Linked DNA regions of Homo sapiens: region 1 is linked to region 2. Evidence: read pairs that join two places in POLR2A ChIA-PET (ENCODE). Cell type or tissue: PC-9. All regions are shown on one strand. Region 1 overlaps LINC01356 (long intergenic non-protein coding RNA 1356). Region 2 overlaps SYT6 (synaptotagmin 6).

Region 1 (4,000 bases), 1.3 Mb before region 2:
AGAATCTATATCATAATTAAGTTCAAGGGAAGGTACTATGCCTGGACGTGCACGTAGGCCAGATTTATGTTTCTCTCCACCCAAACATCTCAGTGGAGTAAAGAATAACAAGGCAGCATTACTGCAAACATGTCTCACCTCCCGCCATAGGGCGGTTTTTCTCCTATCTCAGAATTGAACAAATGTACAATCGGGTTTTACACCAAGACATTTAGTTCCCAGGGGCAGGCAGGAGACAGTGGCCTTCCTCTATCTCAGCTGCAAGAGGCTTTCCTCTTTTACTAATCCACCTCAGCACAGACCCTTTATGGGTGTCAGGCTGGGGGACAGTCAGGTCTTTCTCATCCCACGAGGCCATATTTCAGACTATCACATGGGGAGAAACCTTGGACAATACCCCGCTTTCAAGGGCAGAGGTCCCTGCGGCTTTCCACAGTGCATTGTGCCCCTGGTTTATTGAGACTAGAGAATGGCAATGACCTTTATCAAGTATATTGCTTGTAAACATTTTGTTAACAAGGCATGTCCTGCACAGCCCTAGATCCCTTAAACCTTGATTTTATACAACACATGTTTTTGTGAGCTCCAAGTTCGGTCAAAGTGGTTGGGTCAAAGTGGCAGGGGCAAAGCTACAAATTAACAACATCTCAGCAAAGCAATTGTTTAAAGTACAGGTCTTTTTCAAAATGGAGTCTCTTATGTCTTTCCTTTCTACATAGACACAGTGACAGTCTGATCTTTCTTTCTTTTCCCTACAATACTGTGATAGTAGCATTGATGGTTTGGAAGTGGCAAATGAGAAGTGAGGCTGGGAGGCTTTTCGAAGGAGATTTCAGGAATTCTGATGAGGCCCTGTGAGGGCCTGACCCACAGCTATAGCAAGGAAAAAGGCAAGGTGGGGGTGTTGATGGGGAGACACTGAAGCAGGGCGACCTACAGGGATTGGTACTTGAGAACTATGCAGGAGGAATGGGGTGGGGCCGGTGTGGGGGTGGAGGGAGTGCAGGAACCCCCTGAAGCTCCTGGCTCAGAAATCTACCCCCTGCAAGCCCAGGTCTTCCCAGCTGTGCTCCTCGTTAGCATTTGAGAAGCTGGACAATGCTTAAAATTCACCTTCTAGGGCTGGGTCTACAGTTGTTACCAAATGTCTCCATAGCTTCCAGTGTGAATCGCATTCAGAATTACAATCAGATAGAAAGGCACTCAGGCCCTTCTCATTTAAAACAAACAAAAGCATGAGGGATAGGAGGGCACAGAGAATAAAAAACAGCAAGAGAAAAACGCCCTAGGGCAAACTTCATCTTTTTTTTTTTTTTTTTTGAGTTGGAGTCTCGGCTCTATCGCTCAGGCTGGAGTGCAGTGGTGCAATCTTGGCTCAATACAACCTCTGCCTCCCAAGTTCAAGCGATTCCCCTGTCTCAGCCTCTCGAGTAGCTGAGATTACAGGAGCACGCCACCATGCCCAGCTAATTTTATTTTTTTATTTTTTATTTTTTTTGCATTTTAGTAAAGATGGGGTTTCACCATGTTGCCCAGGCTGGTCTCGAACTCCTGAGCTCAGGCAATCCACCTGCCTCAGCCTCCCAAAGTGCTAGGATTATAAGCATGAGTCACCGTGCCCGGCTGAACTTTCTCATATTATGTATATACATATAGTCGGGCCGGGCGCGGTGGCTCACGCCTGTAATCCCAGCACTTTGGGAGGTCGAGGCGGGTGGATCACAAGGTCAGGAGCACAAGACCAGCATGGCCAACATGGTGAAACCCTGTCTCTACTAAAAGTACAAAAAAATTAACCAGGCGTGGTGGCACATGCTTGTAATCCCAGCTACTCGGGAGGCTGAGGCAGAATTGCTTGAACCCGGGAGGCGGAGGTTGCAGTGAGCCGAGATTGTGCCACTACACTCCAGCCTGGGTGACAGAGCGAGACTCCATCTCAAAAAAAAAAACACAAAAAATGATGTATATACATATAGTCAGTGCACCAGAATATGAATGAATGCTGGTCATATTTACAGTGTATGAAGCCCTTTTACATACAATTTATCATCTAATCCACACAAACCTTGGGGAAGTGGATATAAATAAAAACAATGACTCTTTTGTGTGGGTGGAAGGAGTGTAGGAGCTGGATAAAGCTTCTGGCTTGGAAAACCACCCCCTGCACATCCAAGTCTTCCCCTGTTGTGCTTATCTTGTGCTTATCATGTGACGTAATCCTAACTTCTTCATGACTTATGGCCACTTCCTCCTGGGACCCAGCTGGAGTGAGCAAGTGAGTAAAATGCAAGCTCTTTTAATTCTTGAGACAGCAAAGCATATTAAGGAAGGAAATACACAAGTGAGAAAAATCACATTGTGAATTTCAAAGCCGAGGGACAAAACTGCAGAACTGCGGGAGCCAGTGATAGGTTTGGCCATTATTTACCCTCAGGATCACCCAGGACTCAGCCTCTTCTGTTTCCTGAACTTCCATCCAGTACAGCCTTCAGCTGTAGCCACTAAGCTGTAATGCAATTGCTTTACAAGACACTGTCTGGCACTGTCTTTTCTGACAGTGGGGAAGATGCCCTGGCAGGATGACGGCTCAGCTAAGGAGTCAGGGTTATGGGTATTTTCTTACTTTTTATCTTGGAATTTCAGATTTTAAAAAAAAGTTTGATAGTATAGAGAGTTCCTGTATACTTTTCACCCAGCTTCCTCTGCAGTTAATCTTTTTTTTTTTTTTTTTTTTTTTTTTGAGACGGAGTCTCACTCAGTCGCCCAGGCTGCAGTGCAGTGCTGCGATCTCGGCTCACCGCAAGCTCCGCCTCCCGGGTTCACACCATTCTCCTGCCTCAGCCTCCCGAGTAGCTGGGACTACAGGTGCCCACCACCACGCCCAGCTAATTTTTTTTCGTATTTTTAGTAGAGACAGGGTTTCACTGTGTTAGCCAGGATGGTCTTGATCTCCTGACCTCGTGATCCGCCCATCTCGGCCTCCCAAAGTGCTGGGATTACAGGCATGAGCCACCGCCCCCGGCCTCCTCTGCTGTTAATCTTATATAAACGTGGTACATTTGTCAATTTACCATTGGTACAATACTAAATTTCACTCGCCGTGTGAAGAGACCACCAAACAGGTTCTGTGTGAGCAACAAGGCTGTTTATTTCACCTGGGTGCAGGTGGGCTGAGTCCAAAAAGAGTCAGTGAATGGAGATAGGGGTGGGGCCGTTTTATAGGATTTGGGTAGGTAGTGGGAAATTACAGTCAAAGGGGATTGTTCTCTGTTAGGCAGGAGTGGGGGTCACAAGGTGCTCAGTGGGGGAGCTTTTGAGCCAGGATGAGCCAGGAGAAGGAATTTCACAAGGTAATGTCATCAGTTAAGGCAGGCACGCGCCATTTTCACTTCTTTTGTGATTCTTCAGTTACTTCAGGCCATCTGGATGCATACATGCAGGTCACAGGGGATATGATGGCTTAGCTTGGGCTCAGAGACCTGATATTCCTGTCTTCTTATATTAATAAGAAAAATAAAACAAAATAGTGGTAAAGTGTTGGGATGGTAAAAATTTTTCGGGGGGTGGTATGGAAAGATAATGGATGATGTTTCTCAGGGTTGCTTCTAGCGGGATTAGGGGTGGCATGGGAACCTAGAGTGGGAGAGATTAAGCTGAAGGAAGATTTTGTGGTAAGGGGTGATATTGTGGGGTTGTGAGAAGAAACAGTTGTCATATAGAATGATTGGTGATGGCCTGGATACAGTTTTGTTATGAATTGAGAAACTAAACAGAAGACACAAGGTCCAAATAAGAGAAGGAGAAAAACAGGTATTAAATGACTAAGAATTGGGAGGACCTAGGACATCCAATTAGAGAGTGCTCAAGGGGGTTCAGCATAGCCCTGCCAGCAAAGATTATTTATTTACTTTAAGAGTTAAGAGTGGCGGTTTGGGGATAGCACCAGGAGATATCAGCTGTGATGGCTTGGAGAAACAGTGTAAACCGGCAGTGTAAAGAA
Region 2 (4,000 bases):
TTCACACGCACCATTACTTTTGGGCAAATATCCGTGAGTCAGAACACACTGGGAGGTGCAGATCTCTTCCTAATGACTTTTTAAAGTGAGGGTGGAGAAGAAGAGGGGCTGAGAGAGTGGAAAGGAGCTTGAGAGGAGTGGAGTTTGGAGAAATTTTAGAAGAGATGGCAGTAATGCCTGGTCAAGCCAGGAAGTCTGTGCCGTAGGGTGCTTGTGCCTGAGAGCCCAGAGCCGAGGACCTCACTTCAGATCTGGTCCTTCCACTGTCATCTTCATTAACCACAGGGGTGGTGGGGGTAGTAAAGGGTACATTAATGAAGTTAATGATGAAAATCCATCTTAATTTCTTGTCACAAGTTGTCTTGCCGAGTGGCTGTCAAATAGCTGCCAGTTTCTCCTGGGGAGAGGGCAGACATCTCCCCGTGGTGAGAGATCTGCTCTCTGCCCCTCGCAGGGCTGTGGGGGCTGGGACTCTCAGCAGGAGGGAAGATACCTTGGTCCTGGTTTCCTGATGAGTCTCCTGGGGCAGCTGAGGAATGTTTCTTGCAAACAAGTGCCCTGAGGGGGATGCCAAATAGGCAGGGCTTTGGTCTCAGCCAAAGGCACAGGCCTGCACTGCGTGACAGTGGCTTTAGCTTCATCATCTCTTTGGGGACAGTCACCCTGAAGATTAAGATCTTTCCCCACCTCCTGCTCCCCACACTCCAGAATCTCTGGGTCTTGCCATGGCAAGGTGCTCCATAGAGAAGCTCTTTCCAGCCTTTCACAGAGTTGACTGCCCTGCTCTTGACAACTCCACTTCCTTCCGGTTCTTCTCCCACCTCTCTGGCTGCCTTTTTCAGGTTTCCTGTGCCAGCCTCTTCTCCCATCCCTGCCTCTAAACAGTGAAGTTTGTCAAGCTTTTTCTCTCCTCACTCAGCCATAATGTTAATATCCATCTCCCCACTCATGGCTCCTGAGTTTATGGCCCCTCCGCAGACATCTCTTCTAGACTCCAGACTCATATATCCAAAATGACATGGCCATGTGGCTGGAAATCTAAAACTTCTCAGAGGCTCAAAGTTGCCCTTTTCTGTTTACATTCTCCTCTAATTTTCCCCAACCTGGCCCATCCATCCACCCAGTTGCTCAAGCCAGAAATGAGACATCTTTGTGGACATCTGCCTTCCTCTTTTGGATTTAGATCATCATCAAGCCCTGATAATTCTAACTCCAAATTCCATCTCAAGTCCACCCACCTCTCTCCATCTCCAGTGCCACACGGAGGCCAAAGCCTACCCCCCTGCCAGCATACAGCCGCCTCCTATCTGCCTTCCCTGCTTCCCTTGCTCTCCCGCCCCATTCTCCACACAGCAGCCAGAGTGCTCTTCCCCAGATGGAAAATGGATTGTACCACTCCTTGTTTAAAACCTCCAATGGCATCCCCTTTCACTAGGAATAAAAACAAAAGCACTTATCAAGATCTACAGGGCCCTCCACGAACGGGGCTGACTCTTCAGCCTCCCCCCGTGCCAGGGCTCTCCTCACAGGCTTCCTCAAATGCCCCAGGCTCTTCCTGCCCCATGACTTTGCACTTTCTCTTCCTCTGATTGACCGTTCTTTCCCCAGCTCTTCACATGGCAGAGACCCACTCATCTCAGGCCACTTCCTCCAGCGCCTCCCTCTGCTGCCAACTGTGTTCCCGAAGGACAGATCTGGGTCTGTTTTGCCAGGGCCAGGACAAGGGTGAGGCAAAGCAGGTGCCCAGGTACAAAAGTGAAGGAAGTGCTCACTGTCAGGTTCATGCATGTATCCAAGAGTGAGTGTCCCCTTCCATTCTGCCCCCTGGGTACTTCACTCGCCTCACCCTAATCTCAACCTCATATTTTACTCACCACTGTATTCTCAGTACTGAGCACGGTGCCTGGTGTATAACAGATGCTGACAAGTATTTGTTGAATTAATGAGCAACTCAGCTTTGTGGGGCTCACCTGGTTAAGGTGGCAAAATGAATGGGTGACAAGAGTAGGCCCTTGCTTAACCTCAGCCTCAGCCTCTGGTCTCCCCAGGAGGGTTGCTGTGGTTATTGAGATGGTGTCAGGGTGGAGCCTCATAGGTGTTCCTCAGCGGGTGGGCTGAATATTCCCTGCATTAGAAGCTTGGGAGGTGGAGACTTGATTCCTGAGCTGCGCCCAAGATCTACTGAGTCATCATCTCTGGAGGCGGGGCCTGGATGTTTGCATTATTGACAGGCTTCCCAGATGAGTGTTACATAGCCTCAGTTCGTGATATAAGGCGAGAGATTCTGAGGTTGCCCCAGGTCAGACCCTATTAGAATCTCTGTGACATGGAACATGTCCTAATGCAACTGAAGTCATTAAATATCAGAGCTGCCAAGCAAAAGTTAAGGCATAAAAGGCCTCTTCTCTTTTTTTAGGCACAAGCAAGGGTTCTGAAGGATCGAAGCCATGTGGGCTGCTGGACTGGTCCTGGCCCTCACCACTTACTTCCCTTTGCCTTTTTCCTGTGCACCACATGGCACACTGGGTATATTTTAGAAAGAAGCTGCCTTATCCAAATTTACAGGGTTTAAGAAAATTAGGTATTAAGCAAAGACAGTGTTTCAAAGATATCTGACACCACTCTGTAAATATTCCTTATTGCCATAGATCTCCAAGGATGTGTTCCTGACCAATAAGATCAGCATCACTTGGAACTAATCAGAAACACAAATTCTTGGGCCCTACCCTCACCAGAAGGCAGGGCCAATAATCTATGTTTAACATGCCCCAGGGAAGTCTCAGGAACTGACAACCATTGCTTTTGTCTAGTTGGAAGAACCAATTGAACACGAATACTCTGGACAGGATTTTGAAGTTTCTTCCACTTCTTTGAATCTATTTATTTTGGTGATTAAAGCCAAAGTCAAGAGAGGAGGAGATTAACAGTTATGGAGCATCTACTAGTTTGTAGGCACTATGTTGGGTACTTAACACTTTTTTTTTTTTTTTTGAGTGTCTCGCTCTGTCGCCCAGGCTGGACTGCAGTGGTGCGATCTCGGCTCACTGCAACCTCGGCTTCCTGGATTCAAGCAATTCTCCTGCCTCAGCCTCCCGAGTAGCTGGGATTACAGGTGCATGCCACCATGCCGGGCTGATTTTTGTATTTTTGGTAGAGACGGGGTTTTATCATGTTGGCCAGGCTGGTCTCAAACTCCCGACTTCATGATCTGCCCGCCTCGGCCTCCCTAAGTGCTGGGATTACAGGCATGAGCCACTGCACCCAGCTCTTAACACATATTACGTTCATTTTACTCATACTCTATGCCTGGGAGGAGCGCATAATCATCTCTACATTGTACTGAAACTCATAGAGGTTAAATAACTTGCCTAGGGTCTCATGTGCTAAGCTTGGCTTTGGACTCAGGTTTGTTGACTCTGAAGGTGTTGCTCTTCTCCTCCATCCCACCCAGCCTCCTCTGGGACTGTCCATGCTCCACCCCACTCCACCCCACCTTCTGTCCCTGGTTATTGAGGGTTAGGGCTGCCGAGGACCGTGTAGGTTTTGAAGGTGAAATTTCTTGGTGTTCTGGAAGCAAGAAGCATGAGAGAGAAAGCTCTGAGACTTAGAATATTACCTCCCTTCTGCCTGCCCCCACCTGCCTCTCTTGAAAGAAGATGAATGGATGGTGTCACCCTGCGTTACAGACTATGAGAGGATACATCCTGCTCACTTAAACCTGCTAGTGCAGCACCCTGGCCTCAGCCCGTCATTTCTCACGAAAGTCACCTGTTAAGTCATTCTCTCACCAAGTGCCAAACTGCTGCAGCAGACACTGCCTCAGGGGAAGGAGGGAGGGGGAGAAGCTAGGCCAGCAGGGGCAGAACCCCTGGGCCAAAATTCTTGTCCCCAACGCGGCAGTTCAGTGGAAGAACCCCGGGCCCTCTCTGCACAGATCTTTGTACCTGAGGTCTCTGGGGAGCAGCCACCAGGACTGGGAGGAGGAAACCCACATATGAAA

Evidence for each region. Peaks named below come from ENCODE experiments on the same cell type or tissue, not always from the same donor. Only the 100,000 strongest peaks of a DNase experiment are listed, where the experiment ranks them.
Region 1: POLR2A ChIA-PET joins it to region 2 with 9 read pairs; 1 of 35 experiments calls an interaction of 5 or more read pairs at or near these places.

The regions. Positions count from the first base shown.
Region 1 is chr1:112,817,047-112,821,046 of GRCh38, forward strand. It overlaps LINC01356 (long intergenic non-protein coding RNA 1356), which reads right to left. Exons shown (of 7, transcript NR_103746.1): 7 at 3,123-3,495. Among named protein-coding and RNA genes, the nearest start is that of LINC01357, 31 kb to the right of the region's middle. RefSeq lists enhancers at 409-1,140, 1,141-1,870. In PC-9, no CTCF peak of the experiment used is centred here; a DNase peak (open chromatin) is centred at 2,225.
Region 2 is chr1:114,112,448-114,116,447 of GRCh38, forward strand. All of the region lies in intron 3 of SYT6 (synaptotagmin 6), which reads right to left. Among named protein-coding and RNA genes, the nearest start is that of SYT6, 39 kb to the right of the region's middle. In PC-9, no CTCF peak of the experiment used is centred here; DNase peaks (open chromatin) are centred at 24, 594, 1,544, 2,134 and 1 weaker place; H3K4me3 peaks cover 451 bases; H3K27ac peaks cover 3,896 bases.